2 separate regions of the Homo sapiens genome follow, and region 2 is linked to region 1. A link is an interaction called in ENCODE POLR2A ChIA-PET data of the cell type or tissue named here. Cell type or tissue: HepG2. All regions are shown on one strand. Each heading gives the region's core, and the rest is flanking DNA. Links, peaks and the distances in the headings are about the cores only.

Region 1 (5,328 bases), core at 1-5,000:
CTTCTATGATATCTGGAGTCAACCAGATATCCAAATCATTAAATAAGATGGTAATGAATAGCAAAATCAACTCCCAAATTTTTACCCAGTTAAAGAAATGCTATGGATTTTTTTAAAAGGTAAAGAAATGCTTACCTGGAAAGGAGAAGTTTCCTGCAGTATCAACAAATTTGTCAGTCATCTCTCCAAATACTATCATCATGAGGGGGAGACCTGATCCGTGAGCTATGGCCATGATGGTACCCAGCGACATAAACAATTTATCCTGCCAATCGGAGTATCGAAACTAAAAAAAGGAAATAAAATAATACTTAGCTGTGGAATGGAATTTCTCCTCTTCCATAATTATATATTCTTTGGATTTTTATTTAAAGTCAGTACTTTTTTAAGAGTTGTAAATGAATGTCTTAGAAAAGGAGGCCTTCAAATCATTAACAACTTAATTTCATGATTCTGTTTATTTTGTATTCTGTGAAGAAATCAATCTAATTATGTTTAATTGGTATCTGATTTGAATAAATAATTACTATACAATCAAAAGGGATAAAGGTTTAAGAAATATTATTTGATATCCCAGAGCTCCTGTGGTAATAAAGAACGGCTAGGGAAAGACATTAAGTTTAAACACACACACACACACACACACACACACACCACATCCTTTAAAAAAGCATTCAGAATATTTCAGAGGGAGAATTTAAAATAGAGGAAAATAGATGCTCTGAGTTTTGAGATAAGATCCCTTTAGAAGGTTTAAGTTAGCTTTAAAAAGGCAACTCAGTAGTGAAGCACAATAAACATTACAGTGTGTCTATATATGCACCTTAGGGAAGTCTTGCCTATGGAGATCCTTATGCAGAACCTTTTTTAAAAATTTAGTTTTCACCAGTGTCACCTGCCAAGTATGCAGAACCTTGAAGGGTAAGAGGGAGTTCGCTGGAGAAGAATCGGCGAGTGTAAAAGAAGTAGGAAGAATTTAGGCTTAGAATAAGAAGGTAACTAGAAACTACATGGAATGCTTAAGTAACCCCTGGCAGTGGAATTCCTGAAGGGCACAGTACAAAGTGTGGGAGAGGATGTTGGAGAGAGATAGAAGGCCTGCGCTGGTGGGCCACACCAAGAATCTTGGACACAGTACTACCTACAGAGGGGAAGGGTGATACCAGTTGTCACAGTGAAGTGCACAACCCTCAAGAACTAACCAGCAGTTCAGTGTTCTAACACTTCAAAGGACTTTGTTACTGTCTTATTAGTCCTCTTCCATTTCTCACCTTTTCTTTCTGTTTTTGATTGACCCATTTATGGCTCTCTTTCTCTTTGTTCTTCTTTCCTCCTCTGCCTTCTAGACTACATTTTCCTCATCTTACATTTCCATTTCTATAGCTTCCTATCTTTTTTTTCTCTCCTCTCTTTTAAAATGCTTTACTCTGCCCATTCCCCCCACCTCAGCCCCTTTTGGGGACAAAGAACAGTTATTGGGAGAGAGGGTGATGAGCCAGGCTTGGCACAGTGGAGCCTTTGAGGGCTGAAGCTAGGTCAGACTGGGTCAATAACCCGGGTGAGGCTGAGGTTAGAGGCACATGGTGGAAAGTGGATATGTGTGTACACCATTCTCAAAGATTTCCAGGAGTTCAGGCAAGGTTTCAGGGACAGGGACAAACTCCATCATCAAACACACAGGGCAAGCAAGAGAACCGAAAGAGACAAAGGGTCAGAAACCAGGCAGAGCTTGGATAAAACAATGGGAGCAGGTAAAGTCAAGAGCCAATGGAGCTGGGTCCCTAAAATTGTCACAAAGGGACCAGTGTCCCAAAGGTTCATTTTTAGTGGTTCTGGGAAAAGGAAAACAGAACACTTGAGTCTGTCAGCTATAGTTAAAAGCACAGGGTCAGGTTGTTAACATTAAAAAGCATTTTAAATGTTTTCATATTAATTGAATACAATTTTACAGCCTCTAAGCATAAATTTAAAACGAGGTGAATTTCACAGCAACATCCTAAGTAAACCTAGGTTTGTTTTCAGTGATTTTCCAGAAAATAATATATTTCTAACTCCTGTTAGAGCACAGTTTTATCCTCAACCTCTTTCAGGACAAAAAATATCTATTAAGATATCTAGTAAGAGGTGAAAATAAATATTAAATTTAAGTTTAACTTAAGCTAAAACTTCTAAATTCAAATGAAAATTTCTGTTCCTACATTAAGGTTTGTAGGATTGTATTTTCTGTAGGAGGCAGATTTAAAACCTATGCATTAAAACCAGCTTTCAGAGGCGGTTCCAAGATAGCTGATTAGGAACAGCTCCAGTCAACAGCTCCCAGTGCAAGTGACACAGATAACAGGTGATTTCTGCATTTCCTACTGAGGCCCCAGGTTCATCTCACTGCGGCTTGTCGGACAGTGGGTGCAGGACAGTAGGTGCAGCGCACCGAGCATGAGCCAAAGCAGGGGGAAGCATCCCCTCACCCGAGAAGCACAAGAGGTCAGGGAATTCCCTTTCCTAGCCAAGCAAAGCTGTGACAGACGGCACCTGGAAAATCGGGTCACTCTCACCCTAATACTGCGCTTTTCCAATGGTCTTAGCAAACGGCACATCAGGAGATTACATCCCACGCCTGGCTCAGAGGGTCCCACACCCACGAAGCCTCGCTCATTGCTAGCACAGCAGTCTGAAATCAATCTGCAAGGTGGCAGCGAGGCTGGGGGAAGGGTGCCCTCCATAGCTGAGACTTGAGTAGGTAAACAAAGCGGCCAGGAAGCTCTTGAGTAGGTAAACAAAGCGGCCAGGAACTGGGTGGAGCCCACCACAGCTCAAAGAGACCTGCCTGCCTCTGTAGACTCTGCCTCTAGGGGTAGGGCATAGCTGAACAAAAGGCAGCAGAAACCTCTGCAGACTTAAATGTCCCTGTCTGACAGGTTTCAAGAGAGTAGTGGTTCTCCCAGCACAGCATTTGAGATCTGAGAATGGACAGACTGCCTTCTCAAGTGGGTCCCTGACCCCCGAGTAGCCTAACTGGGAGGCACCACCCAGTAGGGGCAGACTGACACCTCACATGGCCGGGCAGCCCTCTGAGACGAAACTTCCAGAGGAACAATCAGGCAGCAACATTCGCTGTTCATCAATATTCGCTGTTCTGCAGCCTCCGCTGCTGATACCCAGGAAAACAGGGTCTGGAGTGGACCTCCAGCAAACTCCAACAGACCTGCGGCTGAGGGTCCTGACTGTTAGAAGGAAAACTAACAAACAGAAAGGACATCCACGCCAAAACCCATCTGTACGTCACCATCATCAAAAACCAAAGGTAGATAAAACCACAAAGATGGGGAAAAAACAGAACAGAAAAACTGAAAATTCTAAAAATCAGAGCGCCTCTCCTCCTCCAAAGGAATGCAGCTCCTCACCAGCAATGGAACAAAGCAGGACGGAGAATGACTTTGATGAGTTGAGAGAAGAAGGCTACAGATGATCAAACTTCTCTGAGCTAAAGACGGAAGTTCGAACCCATGGCAAAGAAGTTAAAAACCTAGAAAAAAGAATAGATGAATGGCTAACTAGAATAACCGATGCAGAGAAGTCCTTAAAGGACCTGATGGAGCTGAAAACCATGGCACAAGAACTATGTGACGAAAGCACAAGCTTCAGTAGCCAATTCGATCAAGTGGAAGAAAGGGTATCAGTGATTGAAGATCAAATGAATGAAATGAAACAAGAAGAGGAGTTTAGAGAAAAAAGAATAAAAAGAAACAAGCAAAGCCTCCAAGAAATATGGGACTATGTGAAAAGACCAAATCTATGTGTGATTGGTGTACCTGAAAGTGACAGGATTAATGGAACCAAGTTGGAAAACACTCTGCAGGATATTATCCAGGAGAACTTCCCCAATCTAGCAAGGCAGGCCAACATTCAAATTCAGGAAATACAGAGAACACCACAAAGATACTCCTCGAGAACAGCAACTCCAAGAAACATAATTGTCAGATTCGCCAAAGTTGAAATGAAGGAAAAAATGTTAAGAGCATGCAGAGAGAAAGGTCAGGTTACCCACAAAGGGAAGCCCATCAGACTAACAGCTGATCTCTCGGCAGAAACTCTACAAGCCAGAAGAGAGAGGGGGCCAATATTCAACATTCTTAAAGAAAAGAATTTTCAACCCAGAATTTCACATCCAGCCAAACTAAGCTTCATAAGCGAAGGAGAAATAAAATACTTTACAGACAAGCAAATGCTGAGAGATTTTGTTACCACCAGGCCTGCCCTAAAAGAGGTCCTGAAGGAAGCACTAAACGTGGAAAGGAACAGCCAGTACCAGTCACTGCAAAAACATACCAAATTGTAAAGACCATCAAGGCTAGGAAGAAACTGCATCAACTAATGAGCAAAATAACCAGCTAAAATCATAATGACAGGATCAAATCCACACATAACTATATTAACCTTAAATTTAAATGGGCTAAATGCTCCAATTAAAAGACACAGACTGGCAAACTGGATAAAGAGTCAAGACCCATCAGTGTGCTGTATTCAGGAAACCCATCTCACGTGCAGAGACACACATAGGCTCAAAAGAAAGGGATGGAGGAAGATCTACCAAGCAAATGGAAAACAAAAAAAGGCAGGGATTGCAATCCTAGTCTCTGATAAAACAGAATTTAAACCAACAAAGATCAAAAGAGACAAAGAAGGCCATTACATAATGGTAAACGGATCAATTCAACAAGAAGAACTAACTATCCTAAATATATATATTCACCCAATACAGGAGCACCAAGATTCATAAAGCAAGTCCTTAGATACCTACAAAGAGACTCCCACACAATAATAATGGGAGACTTTAAGACCCCACTATCAGCATTAGACAGATCAACGAGACAGAAGTTAACAAGGATATCCAGGAATTGAACTCAGCTCTGCACCAAGTGGACCTAATAGACATCTACAGAACTCTCCACCCCAAATCAACAGAATATACATTCTTCTCAGCACCACACTGCACTTACTCCAAAATTGACCACGTAGTTGGAAGTAAAGCACTCCTCAGCAAATGTAAAAGAACAGAAATTATAACAAACTGTGTCTCAGACCACAGTGCAATCAAACTAGAACTCAGGATTAAGAAACTCACTCAAAACCGCTCAACTACATGGAAACTGAACAACCTGCTCCTGAACGACTACTGGGCACATAACGAAATGAAGGCAGAAATAAAGATGTTCTTTGAAACCAATGAGAACAAAGACACAACATACCAGAATCTCTGGGACACATTTAAAGCAGTGGGTAGAGGGAAATTAATAGCACTAAATGCCCACAAGAGAAAGCAGGAAAGGT
Region 2 (5,382 bases), core at 96-5,095, 100 kb after region 1:
ATAGCATGAAAAAACTGTTTTCTAATTTTGTGTATTTGTCTTCCAGCTGCCAGGCACCAAAATGAAACCTGAATGTAAGCAGCAACCAGCACCCCAGCACCAATTCCACTGTAATAATAGGCATACCTGAAAAACAACAAGAACACTGCACATGCTCTCTGTTTCCTAATCAATGTACCTTTTCCAAAGAGACCACTCATTCCTATTTTTTCACTTATCTGGGTATCTCGCCATCCTTAACAAATAAGAAGGGGTTGTAACAAGCAGAGTTGATAGTCACCATCCAACTATGTTTGCACCAATATGGTGGAATGGTTAAGAATGATTTCTGCTTTGGCTCAAATCCCAGCTCTTCACTTCACTGTTATGTAATCTTAGGCAAGCTGCTTAACTTTTCTAAGCCTCAGTTTTCTAATTAGTAAAACAGAGATAAAAATACTCATGCATGAAATATACTTGGACCAGTGCCCAGCACATAGTAAGCACTCAGAGAATGCCAGTTACTGTGAAAGATGGTGTGGTATATTGGGGAATCACAGCATCAGGTAAGACCCACCACTGTAATATTTTTATTACATCAGCATCAGTTGATAAGTGCATTGGGTTGGTCTCTGTACATTGGGGATGAAAAGAAGTGACAGAACTTGTCAGAAAGTGGGATCAAGAAATGGAAATAATCCCTTGGCCTTTTGGGCTAGGGATTATCCCTTGGGCTATTAATCTAGTAGAGTTTAGATGCCAAGAGACAAATGAAATTTTTAAAAAGTAGTTTTATTTCATTTGCCCAACTGGCCATCGTGAGTTATCCTAAAATGCTTAACGAATCAAATAGTGGCCCTTCCAATTTAAATTCTAGCATTAAAAAACACGAGTATTGTCTTAAAAAACAGACCCTTAATCAATCTAGAAATCCTGAATTAATGTTTCCTTGCTCTGAGTTTTCATATTTAAAAAAGCAAACAGGCCAGGCGTGGTGGCTCACGCCTATAATCCCAGCACTTTGGGAGGCCGAGGCAGACAGATCACAAGGTCAGGAGTTGGAGACCACCCTGGCCAATATGATGAAACCCTGTCTCTACAAAAAATACAAAAAAATTAGCCAAGCGTGGTGGCGTGCGACTGTAGTCCCAGCTACTTGGTTACTTGGGAGGCTGAGGCAGAAGAATCGCTTGAGCCCAGGAAGCAGAGGTTGCCGGGAGCCGAGATCGTGCCACTGCACTCCAGCCTGGGTGACAGAGCTGGACTCCATCTCAAAAAAAAAAAAAGAAAAGCAAACAATTCACACCTGTAATCCCAGCACTTCGGGAGGCCAAGGTGGGCGGATCATGAAGTCAGGAGTTCGAGACCAGCCTGACCAAAGTGGTGAAATCCCGTCTCTACTAAAAATACGACAATAATAATAATAATAATAATAATAAAAATTAGCCGGGTGTGGTGGTGCACACCTGTAATCCCAGCTACTCAGGAGGCTGAGGCAGGAGAATCGCTTGAAGGCAGAAGTTGCAGTGCACAGAGATCGTGCCACTACACTCCAACCTGGGTGACAGAGTAAAACTCCATCTCAAAAAAAAAAAATGCAAACAATTCTTGGGCTTCACTAAACAATTAATTTTTAGGTTAAAGGCAAACATTCTAAAATAAAATACAGTATTCCAATATTCCCACTTTTTAAACTTCACTACTTACCATCTTCAAATTAAACTGTGTGTTTGAATCATGCAGAAGCTATAAAGATGGCTAGGTAACAAGCAGACAGTCTCTGACATTGCTGTTCACAATTCAGCACTCAGCCCATCAGGAATCTTGGGAAACAAGTTTTCCCCAAACTCTACCTTGTAACTTACAATGCATTTATCAAGGAAGATGTAATTAGAACACTAAGTTTTAGTTAACAGATAACTCAATAACTAATTACTATCTAAGTGTTCATGATACAACAAGAGATAGTATTCTATCTAAGTGTTCATTATATAGCAAGAGATAGCTAATAGAAACCCCACATCACAAGGAAAACTCATGCTTTGAGAATAAGTTAATGTATTTTAAACTGTCAGTGTATGTTTACTCAAAAGCATGTACATGATGATTAAAAGACATTCTGTTTCATTTTCCCCAATGTAAAAAACAATGCCTCTCCACAGGAATATTTGGAGGTATTTGGTCCTCAGCTTTCAAAATATGATAAAGTGTCTCCATTTTCGGCAGGGCATGGCGGCTCACACCCGTAATCCCAGCACTTTGGAAGGCCAAGGTGGGTGGATCACCTGAGGTCAGAAGTTCAAGGCCAGCCTGGGTAACATGGTGAAACCCCATCTCTACTAAAAATACAAAAATTAGCTGGGTGTAGTGACACACGCCTGTAATCCCAGCCACTTGGGAAGCTGAGACACAAGAATCGCTTGAAGCCAGGAATCGAAGGTCGCAGTGAGCCGAGATCGCACCACTGCACTCCAGCCTGGGGGACAGAGTGACACTCTGTCTCAAAAAAAAAAAAAAAAAAAAATCTATTTTTTTCAAATGTACCCAGATCATTTACACAGTAATGTAAAATCATTTTCTTCTGATTCACCTACACGTACCTTTGGACATCTGTTATAAGCTGTTCTGGAGAATAAACTTCAAGATATGTAAATCATTAACCAAAAGCTTCCCCAGTGTGAGTTAAGAATAGAGAGACTGTATTTTTTCTGGGATGTTTTATTTTATTGTTCAGAATCAGATGTTGAGTTTAAAAAAAATTTCTTTTGGCTGCTTTCATTGTCATGTCGTATGAAAACATCCAGGAAACAAATTAATAATTATAAGCCATTGAAAATAATTATTCTGTCTCTCTCTTTTTTTGTGGGGGGGTGTGGGGGACAGGGTCCTGCTCTTTCCCCCAGGCTGGAGTGCAGTGATGTGATCATAGCTCACTGCAGCTTTGAACTCCTGGGCTCAAGCAATCCTCTCACATCAGCCTCCCAAGTAGCTAGGACTGTAGCTATGTGCCACCACACCTGGCACATATATATTATAGAAAATAATGATTCTTAATTCAACTGCATTTTAAAAGACTACCTTAAACTCCTCTAATTTCCTTATATATTAATATGATATTCTACATTGATCAATGCATATATGTCCATTTTAAGCTTAACTCTAACTTTTGTATACTTTATGCAGCCAATTCTTTTCTTAAAAAGTCTACATATACTCTTCTAAAAACTATCAAGAGTATTGTTCTCCTTAAAATTTCTGTGATGATAATGCAAAGTTTTAAACATTTCTACAACTTGATGAATATAGAAAAACTTAACAATAGTAAGGAGAATGTCTAATTACCTGGTCATGTCTTCCTCCAGATTCATGAAGAACCCTGTATCATTGATATCACCTAGACCACCACAAAACAAACATACCATTTATGTCTCTTTAGTCTCCATTAAAAATAAACATGTAAAAATGAATCAAACTCATTTCATTTAATGATTTACATAAAAATAGGTCGAACTGACTCAGTTTTAATTGTGTGTAAGCATTATGGCATTCATTCAAATACTTCTCTGCTGACTGTGTGCAACCACATATACACCAACTCAGTGATGTTTATTTGCAAGAAGAAACCCACATTTGGTAAGAGGTAGTCTGTCAGCAGAAATATCAGTGTCCTTGAATTAAAATATTTTTTGGAATATCACTCCAAGATCCCACTAAAGAAAAATCTTTTGTCCTGATAAATGCCATTGAGTACTTGGTACTAAGGTATATATTTAAAATCTTAGCATTTTTCCAGTTTTATTCTTATTTAAAAATATCAAATACAAAGAACAGTGTAATAAACACCAGTGAGCTCATCACCCAATATTAGCAAATGCTAACATTTTTGGATAAAAAGTACATTATAAAAGTATTTCATAACTTTACCCCTAACACACAGACACACACACACACACTCAGACACATATACACACACGAGCACAATTCAACATTTTTGTGTGTACATTTTCAGATTTTATGTACGCATGTATATACACACAAGCACACACACTTATTTTTTAACAATGGAGTCATAGTTTACATTTAGTGGCCAAATTTTTTCCTGTCAGTATATATATGTGTGTATCTATTTTTTCAATGTTGCAACTATTTCACTTGTTTCCAATATTTTACTGTTACAAGCAATGCTGTGTTAAACATACTTATACACATATGTTATAAATGTACAAAGAGTAAATATTTTCTAGGATAAATTATCACAATCGAGACTGCAAAAAGTTATGTTAAAATGAAAGGGCCTGTTTCAGTTGAGTCTGATTTCAACTGGTATGGAAAAGAGGGGAAAAACTATTTCTAGCAAAGTGAACAATATGGACAAAAGTCAACGGCAAGTTTGAAGAATGGGTAAGCCTGTTTTTGACAGGGGTAGGAAGTGTGTTGTGTGGATGGAGGGAGGTGGTTATGTAGCTGGAAAGATAATCTGGGTCCTGCAGGTATGGTGCAAGAAAACAGACCAGCAGTTGTTCGACAGTTTTGAGCAAAATAGGATATAATTAGAAGTATGTTCTACGAGAGTTTAGCCACCAGCAATGTATACGATTAACTGGAATGTGGAGAGACTAAGGGACTTCAGCTACTATAACTATGTAGGGAAAGAGAGTCTAAATGAGAATAGAAAAGAAAGCAAATACTTATGAGACTTATAGAGGAAGAAGTTACAGGACTTAGCAACTGATAGAATATAAGTAGAGAGAGTAAAAATTTTAAAAATGATCAAAACATCAAGCCTAAGCATTTGGAGAATGCTAGTGTCATGGTGGGAAATAAGAAGTCAGCAAAAAGAGCTACCCTGGTCAGAGGAGAGATTATTAGTTTGGTCTTGAACATTTTTGTTTTGCAGTGCCTGGCACATTCAATTGAAGATGTCCAATAAGTATTCAGACCGTAACTTTCCAGTTTTAGAGACAGTTCAGATCTAAAGATTTAGGATTCATGTGCTAGAGGCCATAGCTAAATCCATCTCTCCTTACCCATAAGGACAGGCCAGCAGATAGGGAGAAAACAGCAGGCCAAGCACAGAATCCTGGAGAAAACTCCATTAAAGGGTAAGACAGAAGGTAAGGAAGAAACAAAGAGATGCAGAAGCTTAGAAAAACATGCAAGAGGGATTCTTGACTGCTTTGCCTTATGTCAATACAACAATAAACTTTTTCAGATTGAATTTTTATTTAAATCAGTTGTGAGATTTCTTCTGCTCCACGTTTTCAAAAATGAAACAGGACATTGAATAGTCAGGTGAGGATTTTTCTCCAAATCAATCTTGGGAAAGCTTACATTATGTATCTTCTGTATTTACCAGGAAATGTCTCTATATAGTATTAATTGTTGCCAGTATGTCACTACCAA

Evidence for each region. Peaks named below come from ENCODE experiments on the same cell type or tissue, not always from the same donor. Only the 100,000 strongest peaks of a DNase experiment are listed, where the experiment ranks them.
Region 2: POLR2A ChIA-PET joins it to region 1 with 5 read pairs; 2 of 35 experiments call an interaction of 5 or more read pairs at or near these places.

What each region holds. Positions count from the first base shown.
Region 1 is chr7:87,462,623-87,467,950 of GRCh38, forward strand. ABCB4 (ATP binding cassette subfamily B member 4) reads right to left here. Exons shown (of 28, transcript NM_000443.4): 4 at 136-286. Among named protein-coding and RNA genes, the nearest start is that of ABCB4, 10 kb to the right of the region's middle. In HepG2, for the core only: no CTCF peak of the experiment used is centred there; DNase peaks (open chromatin) are centred at 1,609 and 2,779; H3K4me3 peaks cover 1,161 bases.
Region 2 is chr7:87,566,851-87,572,232 of GRCh38, forward strand. ABCB1 (ATP binding cassette subfamily B member 1) reads right to left here. Exons shown (of 28, transcript NM_001348946.2): 5 at 3,322-3,373; 6 at 1-126. Among named protein-coding and RNA genes, the nearest start is that of ABCB1, 31 kb to the right of the region's middle. In HepG2, for the core only: no CTCF peak of the experiment used is centred there; a DNase peak (open chromatin) is centred at 2,611; H3K4me3 peaks cover 529 bases.